2 separate regions of the Homo sapiens genome follow, and region 1 is linked to region 2. Evidence: chromatin loops called from intact Hi-C (ENCODE). Cell type or tissue: endothelial cell of umbilical vein. All regions are shown on one strand. Links, peaks and the distances in the headings refer to the core of each region. The heading gives the core; the rest is flanking DNA. Region 1 overlaps KCNJ15 (potassium inwardly rectifying channel subfamily J member 15). Region 2 overlaps LOC124905020 (a long non-coding RNA gene).

Region 1 (14,743 bases), core at 1-8,000, 140 kb after region 2:
GGTTGGGAGTCATGCATTGGCTCCCTTTTTCATCCTGGGGAAATTACAACACAACGCAGAGTGTCCAGAAATCTAAAGAGCTGGTTTAAGGTGAAAAAAATGCCATGAATGAATGAACCAGATGTTTAATAAATCAAAACAACTATTTTGTTGGATTTTTATTTGAATTAAATTTCCCAATTTTTAATAGACTGTGATTTCAATATTATCGAAATGTAAACAAAGATATATTTTTAAGGTGGCATTTCTACTCCAGCATGAAAAAAATAGTGGCATTTGCACTCTAGCATTATTCTGTCTCCCTTATTTGAGTCTTCAATATATATGCCCAGCTGGAGGGAGAAGAAGAGAAAAATGAAAGCACTAGGCCTTTGACTAGGTTTGGTTCTATATGCTGTCATGATGTTCAAAATGTCAGACATTTGACCACATGGCACAGTGAATACTCTCACGCTCTCAATTTTGGCTTTCATTCTTGCTAGACTTTTCTTCTATTAAATTTCTGAAATAACTAGTTTTTTTTTTTTGAACTTGAAAATCAGCTTTTTATTTTTTTTAATTTTATTATTATTATACTTTAAGTTTTAGGGTACATGTGCACAACGTGCAGGTTTGTTACATATGTATACATGTGCCATGTTGGTGTGCTGCACCCATTAACTCGTCATTTAGCATTAGGTATATCTCCTAATGCTATCCCTCCCCCCTCCCCCCACCCCACAACAGTCCCCGGTGTGTGATGTTCCCCTTCCTGTGTCCATGTGTTCTCATTGTTCAATTTCCACCTATGAGTGAGAACATGCGGTGTTTGGTTTTCTGTCCTTGAGATAGTTTGCTGAGAATGATGGTTTCCAGTTTCATCCAATAACTAGTTTTATCATAGCTTTCCATGATGTAATTTTTTAAGCGAAAGGTACTAACATTTCCAGTCTTGATTTCCAAGTTTTGTGGTGTGCACTCGAAATCTAGTCTCTGATTGTTAAACTCTGGGTAGGTACAAGAGGCTCTTAATTTTCTTCCTCCCAGGAGGACTTACTTACACTTAAAGGTCAAAAGCTTAACATTCACTTCTAAATGGTTAACTGCATACACTTTACCCTTTGTAAACTTCAATTTATCTTTTTTTTTTTTTTTTTTTTTTTTTTTTTTTGATACTGGGTCTCGCTCTGTCGCCCAGGCTGCTAGAGTGCAGTGGCGCGATTTCGGCTCACTGCAAGTCCGCTTCCAGGTTCACGCCATTCTCTCCCTCAGCCTCCCGAGTAGCTGGGACTACAGGCGCTCGCCACCATGCCCGGCTAATTTTGTTTTTGTGTTTTTAGTAGAGACGGGGTTTCACCGTGTTAACCAGGATGGTCTCGATCTCATGACCTCGTGATCTGCCCGCCTACAAGCCAGGTGTGGTGGTGCGTGCCTGTAATCCCAGCTACTCAGGAGACTGAGGCAGGAGATTCGCTTGAACCCGGGAGGTGGACGTTGCAGTGAGCTAAGATCGCGCCACTGCACTCCAGCCTGGGCAACAAAAGTAAAACTCCGTCTCAAAAAAAAAAAAAAAAAGAAAAAGAAAAAGAAAAGAAAAGAAAATAAACGTGGCAAAACTAGACCTTCAGACACTTCACTTCACTTAACCCTATGGCCCTCCTTATCTTGCACCCAATTTCTTTTCAACATCATACATGCTTGGTTGACTGTTTCTTCATATTTGCTGTTCATTCTATAAAGTCAAATAGATTGGTGGGTTAAAAAATAATCAATTCAAATTCAAATTAGGAATTTATGGACATTCAGATATCCACATATTTGAGGGCAGGAATTTTTACTTTTCAATTGGTATGTTGGCAGTGTGTAAAAATAGAAGACCAAGAGAAGGCGGTTGATTGGAGTTGATACTTAATAGCTAATAAAAATTACAAGAAAGGATGGTGGAAGTCAAAGGACAGAACTGATACACGAGTATAAAAGCCAACGATGTCATATATGTAGGCAAAGTCTTTGTAATCTGAATATAATGCCAGAGAGCTAGGGCTGCCAGGCACTCTGTATGTGCAGAATATGTCCTATATGGAGTAATTTTTTATTTGTGTAGACTTTTTTAGGATACCTTAAATGTCTTACATGCAACCTTTTTTTCCCCATATATTACAAAATTGCCTTGGAAATTAGACAAATCTTCAAACTTAACTGAAACTCCTGTCCTGAATAGTTATTTGCCAAATCTGACAAATTTACAAAGAGTGTTCACATAATCCCAAACTATGCCCATTTCTACAAGAGAAATACATGCCTCTTTATTTGGAGTTTATGATATTCATACAACTAGTAGTAGAGTCAGGGAGTATTCCAGAAACATATTTCCCTGGCTTGCCCAATTATCAAGGGAAAATTTCAGCTGAACACGGGGAACCCAGTCTTTGACACTCCTGTGTGCAGTGTGGAGCAGCGTGCACTGTCTGAGTCTCCATAGTGAGGAATGGTCTTCCCTGGGGCATCACCCTAGAAGGATGGGCTCAAAGTCGCCCTCCACGTGGGTGCACAGGAGCCCAGATTCTCAAGCCCCAGTTGCAGAATTAGGCTGATGGTTTTACAAAAGAGTCCTCCTAAAAGTCCATCACTAAGTTTTGTTTGGTTAGCAACCCTTGCCACATGATGTAGTACTTAGCTATAATTTTATTTTTATTCAAGGCCAAATCTTATCTGGTGTCCATGCCTTCCCACCTACTTAAAATTTCAAATTTCACCCTCAAAAATATTTCAGTAAATAAAAGTTAGATCTACTCAAAATTAGACTCCAAGGGAATTACTATAGTTGATTATAGAGTATCTATTTCCTTAAAAAAAAAAAACCATAAGTTGTTGACTCTGAGCTAGGAAATGCGTGATCTCTCAGCTGACTTACTTTATGCAAATTTACTTAATATTATAGAAGAGTAAAGAGCTTCCAAGAAGGTGATTGGAGGGAAGTTCAAAGGGAAGATTTTTTTCATTCACTGTAGTTTTAGCTGTATTCTTTCATCTGCAATCAAATCTCAGGATTAAGGATGTCGTATTACATCAAATCATTACAGGAAGTATGACTGTATCAGCGGCTTTTTACAAAAACAAACCTCCAGATCACAAAAGGAAGCTGTGTTTGTGTACTGACACGAAGTGTTACGTAGCAGCCAGGAGAGGAAGGATAGCAGCCGACTTGGATCCATTTTTGAGGAATTATTTCTGTAAGGTGTCATGGAATTGTAAGTTACAAAAATAAGGCTTTTGTAAACAGAATCTCCATTCCAGAAGGACGGACTCCAAAATGCTACTTAATGAAATTCATGGGAATGTTATGGTGATGGAAATCCCAAATGACATGTAGATTTTATATGCAAACAATCCCACTGCTTGTAACTCCTGGCAGTGTGTACTTACCAAAATCTTGATCACACTTAGGTCTCTTGCTATATATAGAACCACATCTGATCCTTATACAGTGTTGCAAGATATATGTCCTTGCTTTCCCATGGTTCTTAAGTGAGTCTTAAGCTTGGATTTGCTCCAGCAGAATGGTGGTTTGTGTTTCTCAAGGCTGAGCTACTATTTGGTGCATGTCGGAAATCTCACACTAACTGTGGATACTCTGTCATCACTGAACCCAATCATACAATGACCAGACAGCTTTAAATACCTACTTTTGTATGCTATGAATTCATCCGTTTACTTGTCAAATCCTTTATTTCCATATGTGTCTCCATCACCTTTTTTTTCTCTCCGGATAAATGGAATTACTGTAACTTGTGAAACAATGGCAAACACTATAAAGCTAATTTTACAGTCTTGAGTTTCTTTTTGTTTCACTGGAATGGTAATGGTGTTACAGTGGTGCTCTGACAGACAAAAAATCTAATATGTCCTTAGAAAGTTCAGAGGGGAACTTATTTGAAATAACCTTTTCCAGTGATGGCAATCACAATAATGTGGGAATGACTAGGTCCTAAAAACTTATCAAGGTGTTACTGTATATCAGTACGTAAAGAAATGTATTTTGCTTCTTTCCAATCACTGAATAGAAAATGAAATCCCTGCCTCATCGCTCCTTTTTTTTTTTTTTTTTAAGACAGAGTCTCACTCCATCCCTCAGGCTGGAGAGCAGTGGCTCACTGCAATCTCCACCTCCAGGATTCAAATGATTCTCCTGCCTCAGCCTCCCAAGTAGCTGGGATTACAGGTGTGTGCCACCACGCCCAGCTAATTTTTTTATTTTTAGTACAGATAGGGTTTCACCATGTTGGCCAAGTGGGTCTCAAACTCCTGACCTCAAGTGATCTGCCCGCCTTAGCCTCCTGAGTAGCTGTGATTACAGGCATGAGCCACGGCGCCCAGCCTCATCTCTCTTTTTCTGCCTGATGCTCTCCTGCTCCAGAATGCTTATTTCATTTTAGTCAATGATTAAAAATCAAGCAACCGTTTAATAACAAACATCCTTTCAGCACTGCAACCCTTACCAAAGTGCCTTTTGTGCTATTGCTCCTTTACTTGGATGGATTAAAAGAAAGAAAACACTTAACTACATAAGTCCTACAGGCATTAGTATGGGTGTCACCCTAAAGCCGCACACCTAATTAAAACCCACGTAGCCAAGGAGTGCATCCAAATGGCAGTAGTTATCCTCCAAGCAGTTTCCTGGGAAAACTACACACACATGCAACAAGATAGTTGCCACAGCTCTGAACATTCCAGAGTGTCTCTCTTAGAGCCCTCTCCTTTGGAGCCTTGGCTCATTCTTTGTAACATTCTCAGGGGTGGCCAAGCTTTGTTCTTGGAGGGAGCATGTGACAGCTGGAAATAAACAAGGCTGATGCAGATAGTAGGAAGTCATCTTTGAGGATACTGTTTGAACAAAAAGGCAAAATGTTTTCTAGAAAGTGCACAGTCATCTGAAACACAGTCATGAAGCTAGCCGGTGGGACACATTTTATTAATTTTAATTTGCATGGAAGTTTTCAGACACATGTTATTTTCTACCCCGTTATCTCAAACGTCAATTGTCCTTCCAGGATGACCTTGGCTGAGAACTGAGCTAACCACATCCAAGCCATAAGGCAGCATTGCTTTCACCACACCATGTCCTTGGAGCAGAGAATAAGGGAATTTGTCATAGCAACATGGGAAGCTTTGGTTCTGGGCTGGATACGCAACATCCCGGCAGGCATAATTTCCCTTCTCAGAAATCCTGTCTTCATAAATGTTAGACAAACAACTTTTATGGTTTAATTTTTCATGCAAAAGTCCATATTCTTCCCAGAAACTCTTACATTGTTCAAGTGATTATGTTCTAAATTAGTCTATTCCTTTACTGGAATTTAACACTTGCATAATAATCTTAGCTGATAAGGTATTTGAGTGATCTAAATGTGTTTTCACCCGTCCTAAGGGCTGCTTTCTGCATCTTTCTTAGTTTGCCTCTATTGAGTCTGCCAGAAACTCTTACTCTTTTTAAGATTTTGTTCACGTTTTTATTTTATTTTTTTATTTTTTGAGACGAAGTATCCCTCTTGTTGCCCAGGCTGGAGTGCAGTGGCGCAATCCCAGCTCACCGCAACCTCCGCCTCTTGGGTTCAAGCAATTCTCCAGCCACAGCCTCCTAAGTAGCTGGTATCAGAGGCTCCCACCACCACACCCAGTTAATTTTTGTATTTTTAGTAGAGACGGGGTTTCGCCATGTTGGTGAGGCTGGTCTCGAACACCTGACCTCAGGTGATATGCCCACCTCAGCCTCCCAAAGTGCTGGGATTACAGGTGTGAGCCACCATGCCCAGCCCACACATATTTTTAATTAACAAATAATAACTATATATAGTTAGGGATTACAATGTGATATTTTAATACACATTTTAGAATAATTATATCAAGCTAATGATATATCCATCTCCTCACGTATTTTCTTTTTTGTAGTGAGAGCATTTAAAACCCACTCTATTAGCAGTTGTACTTTCTCTTGACAGTGTACCTCTCTGTAAACTCTGTTTAACGTGCCCACTCAGCATGTGATTTAAAGATCTGCAATGAATAAGTCCACTATGACCAACAGACTCACAGCCTCACAGCAGCCCAGAACAGTGTGCTTCTCCTTACCCCTACCCCCACAGTAAGTCTGGCTGACCTGCTACATGTTCAAATATGTTGTGGCATGTTCTATTGCCCGCGTGCCTCTTCTGCTCATACAAGCCCCACACCCCCCAAACACACAAGTCTCATGACATCTGGTCACATCTTAGATATCCAGAGAGCAAGAAATATTCATATTTGTAGGGCTCTGAATGCTAAAAACAACTTCAAATATTCAATAGTCCATGTTATACCCCATGAAAGGGTAGAGGAAGGACATATGCAGTTATCTACACTTTGCAGAAGACCCTGTAGCCCACTGACATCACTTCCAGAGTGGCCCAGTGAGCCATTGGTGGCAATCTGGGTCTTTTCCTTCTTTTCTTTTCTTTTTTTTTTTGTTGAGACAGGATCTCACTCTGTCACCTGGGCTGGAGTGCAGTGGCGTGATCACGGGTCACTGTAACAACTTCCCAGGCTCAAGCAATCCTCCCGCTTCATCCTCCTGAGTAACTGGGACTGCAGGTGTGCGCCACGATACCCGGATAATTTTTTAATTTTTTTGTAGAGATGAGGTCTCAGCTTATTGCTCAGGCTGATGGCGAACTCCTGAGCTCAAGCGATCTTCACACCTTGGCCTCCCAAAGTGTTGGGATTACAGGTGTGAGCCACTATGCTCAGTCTGGATTTTTTCCTTCTGGCCTAGTGTTTTATCTCCAAAATTTACAACATGGAAATCTCATGGTGGAGCAGATTTCCATGTGAGATGGATCAAAATTAGGGCAAAAGTGATAGCAGAATAGATAACCCAGGTGAAAGCATGAGACTGGGAGTCTGGATAAATTGCCTAAAGGCCTAACATGCTTCAAAAGGTCTGTTATTTAGAGGCTGGCAACATGAGATAAATATCCCGAAGGTAGAGAAGATATGAAGTGATCAATTGAAAAGGAAAAGGCAGAGGAGTAAGAATGCCATTCATCAAGACAGAAACAGAATCCACATCCCTGCTGTTCATCTAAGCAGAGACAAACGGTTGACCAAAGACTAGACATGGGGTGACTAAGATTAAGAAATCCTACAGAAAAGTCAAGATGAACAAGCATTCAGTTCTCAAGTCCTCACATTCATTATGATTGCATCATATGAGGCTCAGAAAAGTTGAGTAATTTGTCCAGTTACCCATCTACCAAGGCGTAAAGCCAGGAGTGGCCAACATAAAAGCCTGGCTTCCTCTCCATGTTTTGTCCTGCCTCCCAGGTGGGCCATTACAGGGTGCATCCAAAAAAGCATAGGTGATTTGGTGGTTGATGCTCTTGGAGCCAAAGCAGCATTTGCTTTGTGCTCAAGTGTTTCCATCAAGTGAAAACAAAGCCATGGTTGAATTGCGGTGTCACCACAGACGACTTGCGGGCGTTGAATTCATGCAATGCAAATAATAAGGGATTGTGCCAGTGTGCCTCCCATTGTGAATAGAGCAGTGAGCTTTCAACTGAATGTTTTGCTGAGTTCTAAAAACCTGATTTGTAAGGATTTATACTGGGCTTCTCAGAGAGGCTTTAGGGTAGGTAATTATTTTAAGGTCTTGGCTGATTGAGTCAAGCGGCAAAGAGAGCTTTGTAGAGACAAGCAAACACTGCAGAATCAGTGCAGCTGGCTGGAATCCGATACTGAGCTTACAGGGCCTAAAGGGAGCAGGTGAGTGGTCCCAGCACAAGCAGTCACTGCAATTACAGTGACCAGGCCCGGGGAAGGAAGGCTCAAGACCCAGACACCAAGAAAAGCTAGAAACACAGGGCAAGAGAACAAGGGGTCTTAGAAGCTGACTCTAGAAAGATGTTCTGACAGATTGCTCTTGGCACTAGGGAAGACCTGCCTACAAATCTCTCCATTTCACAAGCAGATAAATAAAGAGGGGCAAATAGGAGAGGAGTGGAGTATGAACCCACAACACATGACGGAGATCAAGGAAGTAGAGCTTCAGGAGCAGAGACCCAGACCCAGGGCCTTCAAATCAAGGGCAGGACTCTGTCCTTAATAGGAGTCAGGAAGAAGGGAAGCAAGACAAAAATCCTACTGCAGGGACAGAAAAATGAAGGCTGGAACTCAAGTGCAAAGAGGCTGGCCAACACAGGAAAGGAACTGGGTAAAATACTGGGGCTTCCTCATTGGAAAGAAGGATTTGTGGCAAGCTGGACCTGGACAAGGTACACTTGTTAAGGAGTCAATGGCTCGTAACATCTTCATCTCTCCTCAGTAGGAATCAGAGCCGGAAACCACAATTTCTATTTCAGTGCTTCCCAGGGCAAGAATTGGCAGCCAGAAGGCAAGCACATCATCACAGCCTGAAGTGCATATTTCATCATCAGATGAAGCGGTTTCTCGCATCATTTATTATTTACCCAGTCACTTTAACAACCACCTGATCTCTGAGACAGGTCCGTGGAGTGTTGTGGTCTCCACATTAATATTTATTTAGCGATGGACATTGTACTAGGAAATAAAAGCAGATTCCTAAAAGAGCTATGTTATTTGTATTTTTCGAGGGCTGCCATAATAACTGCAAACGGTGGTTTAGAACAATTCATTGTATCACATTTCTGGAGGTCAAAAGTCTGAAGGAGGACCATGCTCCCTCTGAGGTATTTTCGCTGGTCTCTCCCAGCTTCTAGTAGGCTCAGGAGCTCCTTGGTTTGTAGGAGCATAATTCTATAATTCTAATCTCTGTCTTCATGTGCACATGGTGTTCTCACATCAGCTTCCCTTTGTGCCTGTCTCTGTGTCCAAATTGCCCCCTTTTTATAAGGACTCCAGTCATGTTGGATTAGGGACCACCCTAATGACCTCATTTTAATTTGACTACCTTTCTAAAGATCCTATTTCCAAATAAGGTCACATTCTGAGGTACTAGGGGGTTAGGGTTTCAACATATCTTTTTGGGAGGATACAATTCAACCCATAACACTATTCTTTCCCATCCATTTCATCACCAATTGATCTACCTTCAACCTTCCTTCTAATCAGAATCATACTCATATAAATAAACCAGAATAAGATTCTTTGCTTTGGAAGAGACAGAAGCTTTCTCTGGGTTACTGTAACTGTCCTGAATTTCCTATTTCTGCAGAATGGACAGAAAAAGCTGACTTCTAGCAGACATTCTATTATAGTTTGACCATAGCCACATGGGAAGTTATGCCAGTGGACATTCCTTTGGAGACAGTTTCTGGTTCTTAGTGCAGAGAGCAAAGAACATTCTTCCTTGGAAATTGCCTCCACTATTTTGTAAACAGGAGAGGACTTTTCAAACCTGGTTTTCAAACAGCCAGAGACTAATTGTGCCCTCTCCAAGTTAATCATATACTGGGCTTCCTCTCTCAACTGCTCTCACAAAGCTTGCTGATTTCTCAATAGCACTGAGATACTTGAAAATAATTGATTTCTAGATGCCTTTCATAATTCTGGCTCTGCCATTGTCGTCATTTTGTGTCTCCTACTATAAAGGTTAGGGAAAACCCTTGCTTGGCAAGCCAGCAACTCAGGTATGTTGCCTCAAGGTGATTCTGCATCCATCACTGGACCACCAGCTGAGGTCCCCACACTTGCTTTGCTTTGCTGAGTCAAGTCGCACCCCATTGTTTTGAGAATAATGCTCTTATGTGTTGCATTTCTCCCCAAACCTCTCCTCATCCAGTGCCGGAAACGTGAGAGCTACCCTTGCTTTCTCCCACTCCCTCATCACCTGTATCTAATTCATCACAAATCCCCGTCCACGCTACCCCTGGCATTGCTCTCAAGTCAGTTTCTTCTCTTCCATTCTAATCTCCCGGTGCTTAGTTCTGGCCACCATCATCATCATCATCACAATATATGTTTTTAAAAAGGCACATTTCACACTGGCTACCCTGTTTCTAGTCTTTCTCCTTCCCAATCTATTCTCCACACTGTACCCAGTGTGGTCATTCTAAAATAGAAGTCCGATCATATTACTCTTTCACTCAAAACCCAACCTCCAGATAAAGGGCAAGTGTCCAGACATTGGACTCATGCCTCTCCTTGATCTTGCTCCTGGTAACCTCCTCCCTTGTCATCTCTTTCCCTTGCGCTCTACTTTCAAACATCCTGAACTCTTTGCAATCCCCCAGTGCTGAAGGTTTTTCCTCCTCCTGCAGCCTCTGGGATATTGGTTATGCTTCTCCTTTCTGGGATGCTACCACCCCAACCCTGGCCAACTCCTGCTTGGTCTGCTGGCTGTCTGTCTGAATGGCTTTCTTGACAGTGCCTATGTGATTCTAGAGGAAGGGATCCTGCCACTCTGTTGACTTCCCCATGGTGCACAGGACCTGATATGGGATGGGGGGCAGGGAAGTGCCGGGCAAAGAAGAGCAGAGTCCCTGGTGAGGGCTATACCCTCTGGCCTGTGCCCACGGACCTAAATGAGGATAGGCATTTCTGGTTTTGAGTTCAAAAAGTTGCCTTTTGGCCTGCCACACCCCTTCCCCCATCCTATGCCTATAAAAATCTAGGACTGTAGCAGGCACAGACACAAGTGGCTAGACGTTGAGAGGAGCAGAAGAACACACTGGCAAACACCAGCAGACACTGGCAGGCCAGTGACAGTAGAATGACATAGACACGAAGAGAATTCAGTCAGGGGTGGTCAGAGAAGAGTCCAGCCGCTGGATGGCCAGACTCCAGGGGAAGATCGCTTTCCCACTCCATCCCCCTTCTGACTCCCCATCCATCTCGCTGAGAGCTACCTCCACCACTCAATAAAAGCTTGCACTCATCTAAGCCCACGTGTGATCTGATTCTTCCAGTACAGTAGGGCAAGAACCCGGGATACAGAAAGCCCTCTGTCCTTGTAATGGGGAGTTGTAAACACTCACCCCTAGGTACTGCCATGGGGTTGGAACCCAAACATGCTCCCCGCAACCTCTGCACCTGCTCATCTGCATGCTCCCACTATGGGGCTGAACAGTGGGGTTCCAAAGAAGCGAGCAACACCCCTGTTACATGCCCTGCAAGGGGGATAAGGGAACTTCTCCGGTTTCACATCCACCTCTCAGAAGGCTGTCCTGACATCATGACCTAGCCTGCCATGCCTCTGGGTAGCATTCCATCTCTGGAGCCAGGCCTTCCAACTGGGCTGCTCCCAGGCCCTTGCCCACTCTGGTAAGTGGCTCCCCACTGGTTCTTCTGATAAGACCGGGGTGTGGTGAGTGAGATAGGGAGACACTTGCCTCAGGGACAATATTTGTGGGTTGCTGAAAAACTCAGTAATCAAGATTCTATTTTAATGGATCAGTAAGAGTGCTTAAAGGAATATTTATAGTTTCGGGTGTTTGAGAAGAAAAAAAAGGTTTCTTCTCCAGCCTTAAAGAGTCAGAAAAAGAAGAATAAATTGAACCCAAAATAGAAGGAAGAAATCAAGGAAATAGGAAATACACTAACAAGAGTTCTGTTTCCAGCAAAAAAAAATTATCCTCCCACAGATAACAACTATAAGTGCTGGAAAAATACATAAAACCAACTAACCAAGGACCCTAGAGAGTGAACCAAAGCAAGCACACTTCACAGGAGAGTTGAAGTTCACAGGAAGCAGCCAGCATGGGGGAAATTCTCATTTTTTTCAGCTTTACCCTAAGGATAGATGCAGCTGGCTTGTGTCAGAGGTCAACTAAAGCTCCTGTAAATAGCTCACCATTTTTCTGGCTCATGAAAAAAAAGAGAAGGTCCCAAGGGCAATCAGGGCTACTGGAGGGTGGAAGAAATCCAAGAAAGAAGAGCACATGAAATGGGAATCCCTAACTTTGTGCATAAACTCTGGACAAGTCAGTGGGTGACCACCGAACCGTGCATAGAGAGGGCAGACTGCACCAGTCCAAACTAAGATCATAAATACTATGTAACCACTGGCAAGACCAAGCTTGAAGTTTAACTCTAACAAAGTTTAACTCTAACTAGCCCTCTAAGTGAACATCCACATACTTTGTAAAAAGAGAATGGAATTCAGAATCTCTACAACATATCTTTGACAATGTTCAGGATACAATTCAAAATTAAAAGACCTATGAAGAACCAGGAAAATGTGGCTTACTCTCAAGAGAAAAGGTAGTCAAGAGAGCCTAACCCTGGGGTGATCCTGATGTTGGAATTATTACATAAAGGTTGTAAAATAGCTGTTAAAACTATGCTCAGTGATTTAAAGAAAATATGCAATAAATGAAAACTTAAGAAATCTCACTAAATACATAGAAACATGAAAAGAACCAAATTAAAATTTTAGAACTGGAAAATAAAATACTTGAAATAAAACTTTTACTGGATGAACTGAACAGCATAATGGAGGTGAAAGAGGAAAGGATAGGTAAGTTTTAATATAAATCAATAGAATTATCCAAACTAAAGACAAGAAAGAAAAAAAGACTAAAAAAAGTTTGTCAAACACCAGGAATCTGCGGTATAATGTTAAATGTACTGGCAAAAAAATCCCAGAAAGAGAATGGGGCAGAAAAAAATATTTGCAAAATAATGACAGAAAATAACCCTCATTTGGTGAAAGAGAAAGATGCACAGATTCCAGAAACTCAGAGGACCCCAAACAGGAGATGTTGTATTATATCAATATATATAGATTATATATGCAGAAGACCATTTTAAAAATAATCAAATCAAACTGCTACAAACCAACAATAAAGAGAAACCTTTGAAGAGAGCAAGAAAAAAATTCTACATTACATGCAGGAGAACAATGATTCTAATGATCACAGAATCTGAAAAGAGACCATGGGGTGTAGAAGATAGTAGAACAATATTTTAAAATGTTAAGGGGAAAAAAAAACTTGTCAATTTAGATTCTATTTCCAGATATATATGTTTGTTTCCAGATATATATATATATGAAATATATATATATTTCTATATATATTTCATATATTCTTCTGAAATATATATATATATATTTCAAGAATGAAGACAAAATGAAGACATTTTCCAAATAACAGAAAACTAAGAAAAATTGTCTCTACAGACCCACAGCACAAAAAATATTAAAGGAAGATTTTCAGGCTGAAGGGAAATAAAATGTCAGATGGTAACTTTCATCTTCAAGCAGGAAGAAAAAGCGTCAGAAATGGTAAATATCTAGGGAAAAACCTGTTTTCTCTTAATTTATTTAAAACACATATGGATATATTTATAATTCTAAAAGTATCTTGTGGATTATACATCTATATGTATGTGGATTATACATATATGTATGTATACACACATAATAGCATAAAGACAGTGGGGTAGTGAATGGATATACACACTTGTAAGATTCTTACATTCATATAAAATGATACAGTTTAACTCGAACTAGACTGAAAAGTTAAGAATGAGCATGGGATCTTCAGAGAAAACCACTAGAACTGATAAATTAGTTTAATAAAGTCACATGGTAAAAGATTATTATAATCAATTGTATTTTTAAATACCAGCAGCACAAATTTGGAAAATAAAAGCTAAAAATTTATTTATGATAGCTTCAAAAATAAAATATTTAGGAATATATTTGACAAGATATATCTACAACTTACAACTGAAAAATACACAACATTACAGAGAGAAACTAAAGAGCACCTAAATACATGGAGAGATAAACCATGCTCATAGGTTGGAAGACTCAATGTGGTTAAAATGTCAATTTCCCCAAATTGATTAATAGATTTATTACAATCCCAACCAAAATTTCAACCAGCTGTTTTGGAGAAATTATCAAACAGATTCTAAAATGGATGTCACAATACAAAAGACTCAGAATAGCCTAAGATTTTTTTTAAAAGAATCATTTTAGAGGATTTGTACTAATTATGTCAACATTTATTGTGAAGGTGTAGTAATCAAGATGGTATGTAATTACAAAAGGGTAGACATTTATCAATGGATCAGAATAGAGTCCAGAAGTAGACCTACACATATAATGCCAATTGAATTTTGGTGAACATGCCTGAAAAAAATTCAATGGGGAAAGGAGAGCCTTTCCAGCAATGGTGCTAGAATAACCAAATCTTCATACGGAAGAAAAAAACACTACAGAGAACCTCACATCACACACAAATTTTAAAAGGGATTGTAGACCTAAATGTATAAGCTAGAAATACAAAACTTCAATTATGTTTTGTTATTAGGTATAAGCTAGAAGTACAAAACTTCTTGGGAAAACATACAAACACATTTTTGTGACTTTGGGGTAGGCAAACATTTCTTAAACAGGACGTAACTAGTATAAACAAGGAGAAAGATGATCATTGGATTTTATCAAAATTTTTTAAAATTTCCTAAGGGAAACAATTAAGCTAATAAACACAAACCACAACATTCGGCAAAACTATATATATATATGACAAAGCACTTGTATCCAGAATATATAAAGAAGTCCTGCAACTGAATAAGAAGACAAAAAAGTCAATTAAATTGTAGGCTGAAGACTTTTTTTTTTTTTTTTCTGAGACGGAGTCTTGCTCTGTCGCCCAGGCTGGAGTGCAGTGGCGCCATCTCGGCTCACTGCAAGCTCCGCCTCCCGGGTTCACGCCATTCTCCTGCCTCAGCCTCCCGAGTAGCTGGGACTACAGACGCCCGCCACCATGCCCGGCTTATTTTTTGTATTTTTAGTAGAGAC
Region 2 (15,948 bases), core at 4,379-12,378:
AACACTAAAGAACCTGTCTTCTGGAACGTACCTGTGAGGTGAAAGGAAAGGAACTTATGTTTGGTGTGTGGACTGGTGGGATGCAGGACAGGCTTCATCAGGGTGTGACTTGTGCCACTGCACAGGGGCCCATGCTCAGAAGAGCTTTGCACTTGGTTTAATGCCCTGATGGCACCATCCTGAAATTCTTTTTTCTTTTTTGTTTTTTGAGATAGAGTCTCATTCTGTCGCCCAGGCTGGAGTGCAATGGTGCAGTCTTGGCTCACTGCAACCTCCGCCTCCTGGGTTCAAGCGATTCTCCTGCCTCAGCCTCTGGACTTGCTGGGACTACAGGCCTGCATCATCATGCCCAGCTAGTTTTAGTATTTTTAGTAGAGATGGGGTTTTGCCATGTTGCTCAGGCTGGTCTCAAACTCCTGACCTCAAGTGATCCGCCTGCCTTGGCCTCCCAAAGTGCTGGGATTACAGGTATGAGCCACTGCGCCCAGCTGGCCATCCTGAAATTCTTAATACTGTGTAAACAAGGGTCCTGAATTTTCATTTTGTCCTGGGCTCCACAAATTACACAGCTTGTCCTGGTAGGACTGCATGGTGGGATTTGGAGAGCTCTGGATTTAAAATTAGGCAGTCTTGGATCAGATCCCGCTCTTCTACTTAGTAACTGTCATCTTAGACAAGTGATAGCATCCTCCCTCCCAGCCTGAGTTCTCTCATCTACAAAACAGAATTACAAACAGAATCCCACCTTTCTGGTGGGATTGTTGTTAATACTGAGTGAGTTCACCTGGCATATACAGCTAGCCTTGACCCTGGCATGAAGTCAGTAAATGCAGATAATTTGTACTCAATTTAAGTAAATTGTATGTCGTTCTTGAAATATATGTGAGTGACCTGCAATTTAATATAATAAAATATGTATTTCTTGAGTTGCTCTTACATGTACTATGCAAAAGTTCATATTTACAATGCATTATCATGGCTAAATCATAAATATGGGAAAGTCAGTTAAATAAGACTTTAAAAGAAGAACCCAAGTCTAGTCACCTAACACTTACGAGGCATTTCTCATTGAGAAACCGGATTATCTTTTATAGCCTCTGGAGACTCAGAGCCTATCCCAGGTTCCTACACATCCAAGAACAAATGTGTCCTGAGCAGATGAATGAAAGAGTAAGTGGACCCCTCAGGAAAAGAGCGTTTTTAACACCCTGAATTAACCTCTCAATATTCCTCTAACAAGAAAAAGTGTTAGGACACTGGGGCCTTAACATTAGCTTTCCTACTCACTGAGTGATCTTGACAAGTTACCTAAACTTTTATTTATGTATTTATTTTTGAGACAGGATCTCACTCAGGTTGTCAACAATCGAGGGTCATAGGTTCTTCACCCAGGCTGGAGTGCAGTGGCAGGATCATAGATCACTGCAGCCTCGACCTCCCTGAGCTCAGGTGATCCTCCCACATCAGCCGCCCAAGTAGCTGGGACTACAGGGACACCCCACCATGCCGAGCTAATTTTCTTTTTTTTGGAGATGGGTCTTTGCCATATTGCCCACACTGGTCTCAAACTCCTGGGCTTAAGTGATCCATTCACCTTGGCCTCCCAAAGTGATGGGATTATAGGCATGAGCTACTGTGCCTGGCCATCCTAAACATTTGGACTTCAGATTCGTTATTTGTGAAATGGAAAGTGAAGTCATCATAAAATCTCTTTCAACGTATTGGAAGGAAGATTAAATAAACTTATAATAGGTGAACACTTTTTGTAAACTCTACAGTGGTGTACAAATGGGATGTGTTAACTTTATATACTGTTGTTGTCAGTCCAGTGATTCCCAAAAGGTGACCAGGGAACCCTAGCTCCTCAGGGATAACAAGCAAAGCCAGTATCCTTTTCAGCCTCAGAACTTACCAGAGCCTTTGATGTGCTAATGAGCACTGGAACACTCTGTAAAAGAGGAGCATGGTTTGTGGCATTTCCCAAATACATTTGTCCAGAATCTTCTGTCAGAGAACTCCTTAAAGGATTCACGTTTTAGTGGGGCACCCACTGGAAAACACTGGGCTATCATGTGGACTGGGCCTACATGGGTTTATTTGGTAGACATGGTGCCCTGCTCACCCATCCTCTTCAGCCTCTCTCCCTCGTCATGCAGGCAGTGCTTTCCTGAAGAGTAACAATGAGGAGATGGGAGAAAGTAGATTATCTGTTTCTTAACTGGCTCTTTACCTCTCAAATAACCTTCCTCTTTGGGGCATTTTTGCACAGTTCTCTCTAGATTTAATGCATTGAGGGCAAAATAATTAACCCAAGACTGATTGCCATAGTTATTATTATTGTTCTCCTCCTCCTCGTCCTCCTCCTTTTCCTCCTCCTTCCTCTTTCTCTTCTCCTCCTCCAACTTCTCCTTCTACTCCTGCTCCTGCTCCTTCTCCTTCTTCTTCATCTCTGTCTTTTTCTTCTCTTCTTCCTCCCACTTCTTTTTTTTAAACTCAACTATGTGATGATTTCTTCTTTTACAACAATTTTATTGTCATAGTTTGGCATAGTTTACAAATTTTCAATGAAATATAAACCCTAAAATTTAAAATATTGCTCTAAGAATTTTTAAAAATAGAGTCATCTTTAAGTGCAAAGGGGCATATTATTCAAATTCAATTTTGAAGTTTATGTTTGTACCTTTCCTGGGGTTAGGGGCCATTTTAGAACATGGTAATCATGGACAGTATCTGATGGTACTGGTGGCCATTTCAATAGCTGTTAGCTGCAAATTCAACAAGTATAGGATACCTGTCTCCTTCTTGGGACTTTCATGGCATACCCCTTTTCCCAATAATGCTGTGTGGTAAAAAATAATAGTAATAATAATGCTGTGAGGTTCAGAGAGACTGAATAACTCTCAAAAGTCATGTAAAAAAGATATATGACAGAGTTACTATTTGAACAAAGGTTTTCAGACTCCCAGGTATTCCCTGCAAAGAGAAGGTATGAGGAACAACCCCTTTGTCTCTGTGACCCCACAGAAGCCTCTGGGACCCCACTTTCTGATTCTTCCTCCTATTCCTTTTTGTCTTTGATCTGCTTCTATTTCTCCTCTCCCTTTTCCTCTTGTCTTTTATCTGATCCTTGCCAATCGTGCTCTCCAAAATGAAGAACCTATGATCCCTCGATTGTTGACAACCTGAGAACATTTCTTGCCCTACCCAGGACAGAAGGAAATGACATAAAAACATTTTATTCATTGGGTGAAATGGGATTATTTTTGAGCTGCTCTGTTCAACATCAGTGAGGCTGCTCAATAAAGAGAAGAGGAAACCTGGCATAAAAGAAGAAACTGGGCTTCAGCTTTGCATGCATATACATGTTTATTGCAGCACTATTCACAATAGCTGCAAAGACATAGAATAAACCCAGATGCCCATCAATGGTGGATTGGATAAAGAAAATGTGGTACAATACACCACGGAATACTGTGCAGCCATAAAAAAAGAAAATTATGTCCTTTGCACCAACATGGGTGCAGCTGGAAGCCATTCTCCTAAGTGAATTAGTGCAGAAACAGAAAACCAAATACCACATGTTCTTACTTATAAATGAGAGCTAAACATTGGGTACCCATTGATATAATGACAGGAAGAGCAGACACTGGGGACTCCAAACATGGGGAGGGAGGGAGGAGAGTAAGGACTGATAAACTACCAATTGACTACTATGTTTACTCCTTGGGTGACGGGTTCAATTGAAGCCAAAACCTTAGCATCATATCCATATAACAAATGTACACATGTACCCCCAGAACTAATATTTTTAAAAAAATAAGAAACATTTCCTCCCAGAGACAGTGTCCTAATGTGGTTTTATCAGAGTCGGTTCTTCCTGGTGGGAGATAATAAATAATGGCATCTTATCCAGAAGACTTCATCAAGTACCTGAAGTTTACTCTGGGAACATCTGGGCTGTAGCCCCTCCTTCCAAGGAGCTCTGGGATCAACTTCTGATACTGAGAAGCGTGAAGTTCGAATTCAACTTTAGCCTTGTTATGCTTGTGTGTGCACTTTCACACTTATTGTTAAGGGATTCGTGAGTGGCTGAGGAGAGGAGACACAGAAGACTCCCTTTCTTTGTAATGTGCAAAAAACCATAGAGAATCAGTAAATGCAGATGAATGGGAATATAAAGCACTTACTGTTCTTATGGTTCAAAGGTTTTAGAACAGGCACATCCACCTTTACTCAGCCACAACCAAGAAGACTGGAATTCAGAAGCACACTCGACCTCTAAGCCTGCCTTTCTCATCATGCTGTCTCACACTTCTCCCTGGATAAATAAAGGCGACCTGTGCCCTAGCATTGATAATGATGCTGGGGACAAAGTCAAGCTCCGACAGTGTTGGGACAGTCTCTGGAGTCTGCCTGGGCCCTGGCGCCTGAAATGGCCTGGCTGGTCCTTAGGCCGGGCCACCTTGCCTGCCTGTTTTCTGGTTTCTTTCCCTCCTGGGCCATCTGTTTTTCACCTGCCTGATGGCTGCAGTCTGCTTTCCATCTGGTCATCGTTCCAAAAACATGGGAAGCAGAATATGACAAATGGTGATAAATGGAAAGAAAGGAGTCACAGAGGTTTCAGCGTTGATCATCCACAGATTTACCAGCCATTATAAAATTTGGCTCCTGCTTATTCATTTTCATCTGCATGCCAAAAGCAATCGATTGTAGAAAAGACCCGCATTCTTTGTCTATTTTACTTGCCAAGTCAGTTGGAGTCCAGATGGTGACACTGACCTTTGCAGAGTTCCTCATTCTTCCCAGGAAATGTACATTCGAGGAAAAGTCAAGCCTCTTACCACTTTAGTGGTACCATTAAGAGGGTGGTTGGGGAACCTGGATTATTTTAAATGCATACACGCACACACACCAAGCCTGGAACATGCTGCTTGCTCTTATCATCAAGAGTGTTATAATTTTGGGCTGGCTGGAAAGCAAAAGCTCCAAGTTAGAAAGCAATCTGTTCCACCCCTGCCCCCTCACCCTCCCTGAAGCCAGACGGCTGTAGTGCAGCTTTCTCCTCTTCAGACACACACCGGGTTGGAGCCTGTTAAATTGCATCGGCACTGACTGGACCTCACAGAGGCCCATGTTCTATGCCCCTCCGGGAACCCTCATTGGCTTTTGGATACTTTCCTTGCTACTCCGAGTTCGCCAAATGCTGTGATAGACCCTTGTAAGGTCACAAGAGTGCAACAATGAGAGAAAAAAAAAGCTGTGATTCTAAAACTGAACCACACTCCTACATTATCAGGATTTTTCCATTTTCCAGTGAGAGTGGAATAGAGAAGACTTTCTGCCCTGGAGCCTGGTTCCTTTCCATGGATCTTAACAACAGGGGGAAATAGTAGACCCTGCACCTGCAGGAGGAGGAGGGTCTGGGGAAAGACAAAGCTGGGATTAACCTCATGCTACTAGTTATAAAGAATGATTTGGAAGGATCAGTATCACCCAAATTAGCTATTTGCCAAACACTGAATATCTATCAACTGATAACCACCCTCTTATTATTGAAATAATTTTGTTTTCATAAATCCAGTTCTAATTCAAGAAGATGCCGTTTCATGTGAACTCCATCAGATTACAGCTCTCCAGGCACAAGGGGTCGCTGGCTTAGAATCAAAGCACATGTCCAGATTTCCTCCTCCTCACTTTTCTTCTTGGTTGTTTATAGATGCGAAATTCTCTTTCCTTGCTTCTCCATTCTGTGGCTTTAGGGATTTAGAAGAACAAGAGCTAAATCCTTACTTTGTGTCAGGGTCCGTAACAAAGGCTTCACACGTCTTAACATGTTGAGTCCTCAGAGCAAAGGCATGGAGAGGGATATACTATTATCATCCCCATTTTACATATGAGGACATCAGGGCACAGATAGGTTAACTTGCCCAAGGTCACAGGCTAGTATGTGTGGGTTTGAACCAAGGCCATGGAGCTCCAGGATTTGTGCTCCTAAACATGTTGCTGTGGTCCCCCTTAGAATGTAGAGCAAGAGTTCTCAGCTGGGGGTGATTTTGCATTTGGCAGGGGCCCTCTACTTTAGCACTGTCTGGAGACATTGTTGATTGTCACAGGTGGAGAAGCACTCCTGGAATCTCGTGAGTGGAGGCCAGGCTGGAGATGCTGCTAAACATCCTCTAATGTACAGGGCAGCTCCCCTCAGCATAGAACTCTCCTCCCTCAAGTATCAATAATGCTGACATTGAAAAAAACCCCGATGAAAAGAAATCACCGGACACATACACAGAAATGTACACAGATGTATAAATAGTAAATCAATCAATCAATCTATCTCTGTTGATCCACCTATCTAGCTAGCTACCTATGTCTTCCTTCTGCTCCCAGAAGACAGCTAAAAGGTTTACTCTTTTGAAAGGGCCTTTAAAGTATTCACTATTTTGAAAGCTTTTAGTAGTAATTTTCATATAAGAGTTATAGAGTAAAGTGATTTACAAGTTATTGTTCCTTGAAAATATAGTGGTGTGTGTGTGTAGTAGGGATGGCTCCCACTTTAGTTCCTGTGGACTTTCCCTTTGGCTGTGGAAAGTCCAGGTCATTCCCTAAGACCTTGTACCTGTGATTTTTGTCTCCACTTGGCCTTTGAGAAAAAAGCTGGGCCAGGACAGGTCATCTGGCCAAGGCCAAGTTCTCAGTCATTTTAATTCTAATTACATCCAGCTTACATTACACATTATGTTAATATCACACTCCATCATGTTACAGCAATATACATTATGTAATATATTAATAGACATTACCTATTCTGTTATTAGCACATGACATTAATACACCTTATATTAACACACATTAAATATTACATCAATACACATTACATGCTACATTGACAGCACATTACAAATTACATTAATAACACATTGCAAATTACACTAATGCATACTACATATCACAGTGATGCACACTACCTATCACATTAGTAACACCTTCCATATTACATGATTAACACATTACATCTTATATTTATACACATTATATATTACATTCATAATGCACTCGATATTACATAACACATTACATATAATGTAATTATATGGAATATATGATTAACACATTACATATTGCATTAATGCACATTACACATTATATTAATATGTACATCCTGATGCCTGGTTGAAGGAAGCTCATTCTTTCTGGAGTCCCCAACTCTAATATTCCTGGTCACCTCCAGTCCTAGTTGTCACCTGCAGCTGATCTAGACAACGCTGGTTTCTCAAAGAGCTGACAGTTCCCCCAAGGGCAGCTCCCTCCCAGGCAAGCACAGGCCCCTTGGCTGCCTGGGAAGTTCTCCATGTTCTTCACCCTAGCTTGCTTCACGGCCCACAGACATCCCCTTTGTGCTGTGCTTACCCAGTGGGGTCCTGGTCCTTTGGGGTCACCCCCACAGCTGCTCTACTACAGCCTACATGGCTGACCAGGGAGACAGGTGAAGCGATGTCAGTGCTTGACAACTCACACGGCCCAGCGAGCCATTCCTCAATGCTGATCAGTTCCCACAAGTAACAGGCTCTGGCTGAGTGAAGGAGATGGTGCAGGTGCAGGTCAAGACAGGGTCACTGCCCTTCTGGAGCTTGGGTCTAGCAGGAGAGCGGAGTAGAGGTAAGACTTTAATTAAAAGACCCATTGATAACTTGGAATTAAGGGTGATGTGCTGTTATATCTAGCTGTGAGGAAAAAGATCATTTGGTTTCAGTTCTTAGACCTGGGTGCTGGGCTTGGGGAAGCTTGTCCAACTCTTCTTTCCCTCCAGGTGAGTTCTGTCTTGAGGCCTCTCTTTCATTTGTTCCCCCTGCTCTGTGGTTTCTAGGTGCATTGCCCATCCTTCAGAGAGCTCTGTGTGAATCCATAAAAGGTGCTTAAAGCTTTTCACTCCATGAAGCCTCATCTGTCTCATGAAAGCAATAAATGTAAGTGGACATTTGGGAGGAAATGTTTGCTTTGCATGCTCATAACTGGATGGCTCATTTGGATGGAGATTGCCCCAGACATCCATGTAAGTCCTCCATCCTAGTAGACAGCAAACTACTGCAGCACGAACCATATTACATTACTAACACACTACAAATTATACTGATACACACTACATATCACAATAATTCACATTACATATTACATTAGTAACATCCTCCATATTACATGATTAACTCATTACACCTTATATGAGCTGGTTTGTGCTGCTCCCTATGTAAGCACCCTCTGTAATTCCATCAGGATCTCAAAGGTCTGGAGCTCAGGTTCAGCCACAGTACCTGCAATGCAATGAAATTAATGGTATTATGATAGTAATGATATGATAATATTAATGCAGGCTGTTGTGCAGTACACCTACTAAGGTTCTGGGAAATAGAATCCACAAGACATGATATACACCTTATCCTTCCTTTTCCTCCAAAACACTGCCACGATCTATCAACACCATCATTTAACAGATGTTGAAAGAAAGACTCTAAAAAATAACTTGCCCAAGGCCAGTCAGTGAGTTGGCTGCAAACTCTCTGTCTTTCCCCATTTCTTCCTTTTCTCTATTCCACGTAGTATTTAAGTCATCACCTCCTGTTCACCCCACAGTGCTCAGCTCTGCCACCCCTCACTCACTGGAGCACCAGTGCTCAGGTCACCCACTATGCCTACCTTGCACATCCCACCTCTGGCTGCACCCACAGGCTCACGCTAGGCAGGGAAGGGCAGGTAAGGGCATCAGGCATTGTGCCCTTCCATAGCCAGGCTCATGGAGGGCTTTCTGAGCAGAGATTCTAATTCTGCCAGCTGACCTGGTAGAAGCCCCCAGGCTGCAGCCCTGTTCTGCCCACTTCCACTCCCATGCATAGGGACATCCACAACATCCACACTCCAGGTAACTGAATCCACCTCCCCACTGCAGCATTTCAGAAGATGCTAAGTGCAGGATGAACCACACACTTCCTTCTCCAAACTGGGCCACTTTTGAGAGTAAAAGAGGCATTATTAATAACTGAGACAACAGGTGGATGCTGGACATATGTCATTCACCCTGTTTGACAAACTCCTGTCGCCTCTCACCAGCAGAGGAGGCTGTGAGACCAGAAGACTTGGAAGGAAGTGGCAGGCACTGATTGTTTCTAAGGGAGCTGGGTTGGATCCTCGTTTTGTGTGGTTGGGAGGCTGGCAGCTGGCAGTCCCCTCAAGCCAAGCATGATGTAGTGGGGGTAGGTTATCTTTCTTCTCACTGCCTTAGTGTCCTCAGGATTGCCTTGGGGCCACTTTTCTTGTCATCAGGAAGTGAGCAGGACCACAGCTGATGACCCTCAGCCTGTCATTTTGGTGCAATCCAGGGTTTAACTGGCCGGGGAGTAAAGGGGACTGTTGCACCATTCCAGGCTGGCTGAGCCTTGTATCTCACCTCCCCACATCTCTGTATCCCTGGGGCTAAATGGGGCTGTTTCCATGCTCCTTCTAGAAGCTTCTCCAGCACCAGCCTTCCCCCAAACCAGAACAAGAGCATTGATCTACACCCAAGAGGAGCAGGAATCAGCAGAAACACAATGGAACAAACTGATATGCCATCTAGTGGAAACACAGAAAGCCTCAAATGAAAATCTCAGCCAAAATGAGGCCACTCAACCAGTGTCCAGTGAATCAAGTTTCTGACAAAAGTCAGCTAAATCAAACACCTCTGTGTTTCACCCTTTTTGATGGCAACGCCTTAAATGTGACTGCTGCTCAGAAAGCCAAGTAAAGAAAATATAATGGGGCTGCTATTGGCTCATTCCGAATCAGGCATTTTCTCTCAGGTCAGCATTTGGGATCAGAATTTTGATTACATAATATTGTCGAAGGCAACAGAAAAGGACCATTGACTCACAGGGTGTTACAGCTGATAAAGGACTTCAGAATTAATCAACAAACATTGAGGCAACATTAACTAAAGGTCAAGAACTATTCTAACCACCTTATAAATATTTATTCACTTAATTCTCACAGCAGCCCTATATATAAGCACTAGCATTATCTCCACTTGACAGATAAGGAAACTGAGGCATGAAAAAGTTAAGAAAGGTGCTCAGGGACACACAGCTGATAAGGCTTCGCACCCGTTTGGTTAGGCTCGGAAGCCACTGCACCATGCCCAAGGTCACAGAGCAAGGAGTCCAAGCAGTATTTCCCTTACTCAGAGATATGAATAGCCAGAAACACTTAGGATGTTTGGTTTTACAACCCACAACCTCCTCCCCCACCTTCGCCAAAAGATAAACTATTTTCTTTTTTTCTGGAACTTACCTAACATAACATAATCTACATAAATCTACAAAATAATGTTGTTCATGAGAAAGGCATATTCGATTCAAGCTTATCCACCTTAAACTGCTTCTGCATAACCAACCTAGACGTATACAGAGTCCCTTCTGTTAGTTCCTTTGATGGATTTTTGCTTTTTTTCTCCTGAAAGTAAAAAGCAGGAACATATACTGTGATTTATTAGGTTTTGCATCTGTGACAAGGAATGCAGTCCTAGAGAGGGCGGTAATTAGCTAATGCTTCTGGAATGCTGCTTCCTTCCCACCAGCCCCTGGAGGTCAGCAGGCCAGGGGCGAAGGCAGCTTTGTCCTGCCCCTATGGGAGGTTGTGTTTCTCGACCCAGTGTCTTGAGTTTGCTTCGGGGCCGGCATCTATGGAGAGCAGGGAGCATTTGCACTCCTTGGGGAAGAGGCATGAGGAGGGGCAGCGGTGTCCTAAGCTCCTAGTGACTCAGTCTATTCTTGACCTGCCATCACAGGGATGAGTTTGGCCTGAATGAAAGTCACACACCCTGAGCAGGCTCTGAGGTTTGGTTTAGTCCACAGTTTTTCAACCTCAGGACTATTGACGTTTTGTCGTGGGGCTACTGGATGCACTGTGAAATGTTAACAGCATCCCTGACCCTCCACCACTAGATGCCAGTAATGGCTGTAACCGTAATAGGTTCGCTGCCTGATGGGCAGCCAGCAAGTCAGTACACCGAGACAGCCAGTTGCAGCAGAGAAAGAGGGTTCATTGCAGAGCCGCTGAATAAGACGGGAGGAAACCTCAAATTTGTCTCCCCGAGGAGTTTTAGGGTTAGGGTTTTTAAGGGTTTTAGAGTTGACCAAAGTGTGGAGATCAGTGGTTGATCGAAGAGTGCAGGGTGAAGGCATTGGACAAGAAGATGAAGACGCTGTATTCTCATACTGATTCAGTTCCTCTGTGAGGTGAGGGTCTTCTAACTGGTTGGTGTGAGCTGTTCCACTGGAATTCAGGATCTGAAAAGCATCTTAAGCAATTTTTTTTTTTTTTTTTTGAGACAGAGTCTCACTCTGTCATCCAGGCTAGAGTGCAGTGGTGCGATCTCGGCTCCCTGCAAGTTCCACCTCCCGGGTTGACGCCATTCTCCTGCTTCAGCCTCCCGAGTAGCTGGGACTACAGGCGCCCACCACCACGCCCAGCTAATTTTTTGTATTTTTACTAGAGACGGGGTTTCACTGTGTTAGCCAGGATGGTCTCGATCTCCTGACTTCATGATCAGCCCGCCTCGGCCTCCCAAAGTGCTGGGATTACAGGCGTGAGCCACTGCGCCTGGCCACATCTTAAGCAATTTTTAAGCAAAAGCCTTGTGATTCTAACCTCAGAGATGCTATCTATAAGAACAACAGGGATACAGATGGTCAGTGTCTAGGCCTACCTGACTTTCTGTTACAAGGAAGTGGGCCGAAGTGCAGCCTGATTAATGCTTAATTATAACTATATTTCTGTACAGAATTCTTGTTAAGAATTATTGGGTCCAGGATTGACCTAATTTTCCCAAATTATTTAAGATTAATTATAACATGGCCTCTCAGATTGGTTCAAGGGTAGAGTGAGGGGGACCATGCCATTTGGGAAGAGCCATTCAGACATGTCTAATAAGTAAGCATTGCTTTTCTCTACCTTACTCAATATTCTTTACAGATTTCAGAAACAGCCTAAAACAACATTCCACACATTGAATGCATATACTAGTTCACAGTGAGGCCCTAGAGTACTGGAAGCAAAGCTGGGAAAAATTAAAATTCTAAATCTTCTACACAGTAAATGCAAACATGAACTGGACATTCCTCATTTCTTCCATATTTCCTTTTCTACCATCTTTAGCCTATTCTCAGCCTCAGATGGACTGACGCATTAAAGCTCCAGAGTGTGGGTAATTTATGGAACTTGAAAAATGCATGTCTGGGAGCCATGGAGAGAGGGGGAAAGGGCAGTCCCAATCAGACCCTCAGTCTCCTCTTTGTCTTTCATGTACTCTCTAATGTCTACTCCATTGAGTGTACTCTTGGTACCCAACTCCTTTAATGGGAGAAGCTTTCAGCTGTTGCTCAGGGTATTGCTGCTCATATGCACTAAAGCCATTGAGCACACTATTCAGGGGACCCTCACCAGCCCTCTTGGATATTTGCACTATTGGTGGTCCTGAGGTGACCTCAAGGATGAGTCATAGGAGTTAGTCAATCTTTCAAAGGGAGTGTCTGTTCCCTCTGCTGGGAGATCGTGTGTTATTTGATGCAAATTTTCAATACAAACCCACTTTAAATACAGAAGACATCCCAGATGGAAAGGAAAAACCTTTTCAGACAGCTATTCTTCAATTTGGTTTCTGGAGGCATAATTTTCTTCGATGGTAGGCAGAATTCTAAGATGACTTGTGCCTTGAATAATCCCTTCCTCTTGAGTAGGGGCAAGAGCTGTGGATATGATGGGATCTCACTTTGTGTTATAATGTATGGCAAAAGGGACTTCTGCAGATGCAATTAAGGTCTCTTAACAGATGAGTTAAGGTAAAGGGAGACTGCCCCGGTTGGGCCTTATCTAATCAGGTGAATTCTTATGGTCTTAAAGTCTGAGACAGAAGTCAGAGAGAGGCATGTTCCTGCTGGCCTGGAAGAAGAAAGCAGCCACAGTAGCTAGAACCAAAGAGTGGTCTGAGAGCTGAAAGCAGCCTCAGCCCAGGAGCCAGCAAGAAAATGGGGACCTCAGTGCTACAATCAGAAGGAACTGAATTCTGCCAGCAACCAGAGAGCTGGAAGAGGGCCCTAAGCCTCAGATGACCTTCCAGCCCTGGCTCAATAACTTATGTTGTTTTAAGTCACTAGGTCTATACGTAATTTGTTATCTGGCAATAGAAAATCAATGCACCTTCATTTTATTTTGTTGCTAAATTGGATATTCACTGTATTTTCTTATTTGCTTTGTTCTTGATGCTCTGGCATCTAGGGCCTTGTTGACAGGAGGAAACCACCCTTCCCAAGGCTTTACTATCCCAAAGATTGTAAAGGACTTGCCCTGGAGCATGCTTTTCATATGAAAACTAACCAATCCAGAGGCCTTACTTTGAACCACCTTCTCTCTCTGGCTCTTACACTCCAGGAGGTAATGTTCCTCTGCTCTGATCATCTCAGGACCAGGTACCAGACAGCTAGAGACAGCCCCTATACCCTGGAGCCTATCAAAATTACTTAATCTAGCAGATCATACACCTACCTAGTCTGTTTACCCTGCCTCACCTGTTCCTTCCCATGAAAACCACAATAAAGATGTCTGCCTCTGCTTTCCCCATTTCCCCACTCTGCTTCCTTATAAACTTTGGTCCTTCCATTTGTAGCCCCTCCTCTTGGGAACTGTGAATAACAAACTATCTTGTCAGTAACAGTCATCGTCTGATTTGTTGGCCTCACCATACTGGAATAATAATAAAACCTATTTAAAACAAACTGTTAGGATCGTTTTGCTTATACATTTCTTCTCTATGTGTTCTACTCAGATCCTCCCAAACTTCAGAAGTGTCAAAAAATACTAAATGCAGATTATTAAATCTTGACCTTAATTAGGTTCCATTGTGAATTTTTTAAATAAAAAGATTGTTTTAGTATTAAAAAAATTCTTCACAAGGGATAACAAGCACATCTTGGCTTTTGTCCCTTCTTACAGATTTTTAGCATAAGCTGAAAGAAAAATAAAACTATGGGAAAGATTTTGCCAGACAAAACAGAACAATAGGCAGAGTTCCATGTAAAATGCCTGATTGGTGCAGGCAGCCAGTATCCTCTAATGGAAAAATTCACAAATGTAACAAAAATAAATGGTGCATCATACATTATGTTTGTCAATACTTTTGTGATGATTTATGCTAGAATGGCAAGCCAGAGATTGCCTAATTTTATGTCCTATGCTTTAAGACCAGCCTCCCATACTTTCCTGAACGTCTGAAGAGCTTACAAAAGGGCTTTTGCTTTGTTTTACTCAAAGAAAAGTGAACTCCTTCTCTTACTAATGATTTGAGCATTTTCCTCTCAGGAAACAAATAATATTTAAGCAAGTGATTTAGCATGACACTATTTTTTGCTTCTAATGTAAAAGGCCTATTACTTACAAAGAAAAACTAGATATTTATAAATAAATTATTTTGTTAATAATGTGCTGTTCCTTTACACATCTTATTATCTTGTATTAATAGCTCTAGCCATACTGACATTTTTAGTTTTATCTATACATGATATTTTCTCTAAGAGGCAGATTTTAGAGGCCAGTCAAGCATTTGGATATAATTTTGTGCAAGGATTTTTTTTAATTTACAAATAATGGTATCACATACCTGAGCATCTGCAAATAAATTGGTAACTGCTATAGTTACAAATAAACACACACTCATGTATGCACACACAACCATGATCATAAACATATCCCTGTGCCTCTCCCTTTTCTATGCACACCTCATACATATAGGGGGTATGTATGTGTATACCTGTGTGTGTGTGCGTGCATGTTTTTAATACTAAAACAATCTTTTTATTTAAAAAATTTGCAATGGAACCTAATTAAGGCCAAGATTTAATAATCTGCATTTAGTATTTTTTGACACTTCTGAAGTTTGGGAGGATCTGAGTAGAACACATAGAGAAGAAATGTATAAGCAAAATGACCCTAACAGTTTGTTTTAAATAGGTTTTATTATGTTTGTGTGTGATACTCTTATCAACTAATTGGGCAGTAGATTTTGTATTATGGCAAACATATCACTTTAGAATTTGACATGCCTGTGACTGACACCCACACTACAGCATACTTACTTCATCATTGTAACTTTGGATATTTTAACATATTTGGATGTTCATTTATTTTTACAACAGGAAGAATAATTCCTATCTCACCAAGTTACTAAGACGGTTAAATATGGCTCCACCTGCCTGAAATCCTTTTTCTCCTGACCATCCACACTGATGTCTTCTTGTCCTTTGAATGTCGCTCACTGTTGTAGAAAGGGTAACCCTGACTAATTAGCTAACATAGCCATCTAATGACTGTTATATCTCTTGATTCATAGCACTTGTTTATGTCTGCTTTGATCATATTCATTTCATTAAATATATATCTTACTCCCTCTGTAAGAGAACAAATGCTGTGAGAACAGGACCTTGTTTGACATGTTCATTATTCTAGCATCCAGTGCCTGAAAACATGCCTGACACATAGTAGTCACTTGATCAATATTTGTATGAAGGAAAGAAGGAAGGAAGAAAGGAATAAAAGGAAGAAGAGGGGTTTGGTGGGAGGGAGAAAGGGAGGGAAGGACAAAGGAGTGTGAAAAAGAGGGATGAAGGGAGGCAGGAAGAAGTTTAAATGTCCAACACAATGACTAACACATTACATAGGCACTCAATATACTTCAATTTTCTATTTTGTAATCTGTGAATTTTGGTAAGTTTCTTAAACTCTTTAGGCCTCGCTTATCTTATCTGTAATAATGGTACATGCAGTACCATCCATTAGGATTGTTATAAGGAATAAATGGAAAACAAAGAAATAAATGCAGAGTATATTGCACTGTGCAGAACTATATACTCATTAAATATTACATATTAATATTTT

The links. A loop is a pair of places that touch in the nucleus more often than their neighbours do. Peaks named below come from ENCODE experiments on the same cell type or tissue, not always from the same donor. Only the 100,000 strongest peaks of a DNase experiment are listed, where the experiment ranks them.
Region 1: it touches region 2 in a loop (10-fold over the local background); 1 of 110 quality-filtered maps calls a loop at or near these places.

Annotation. Positions count from the first base shown.
Region 1 is chr21:38,303,544-38,318,286 of GRCh38, forward strand. KCNJ15 (potassium inwardly rectifying channel subfamily J member 15) reads left to right here. Exons shown (of 3, transcript NM_170736.3): 3 at 1-3,814. Among named protein-coding and RNA genes, the nearest start is that of LINC01423, 35 kb to the right of the region's middle. In endothelial cell of umbilical vein, for the core only: no CTCF peak of the experiment used is centred there; a DNase peak (open chromatin) is centred at 3,068; H3K27ac peaks cover 1,377 bases.
Region 2 is chr21:38,161,308-38,177,255 of GRCh38, forward strand. It overlaps LOC124905020 (a long non-coding RNA gene), which reads left to right. Exons shown (of 3, transcript XR_007067862.1): 2 at 7,862-7,961; 3 at 9,491-10,393. Among named protein-coding and RNA genes, the nearest start is that of DSCR10, 37 kb to the right of the region's middle. RefSeq lists an enhancer at 10,468-10,762. In endothelial cell of umbilical vein, for the core only: CTCF peaks have their summits at 9,101 and 10,979 (motif pointing right); DNase peaks (open chromatin) are centred at 9,134, 9,614 and 10,704; H3K27ac peaks cover 2,433 bases.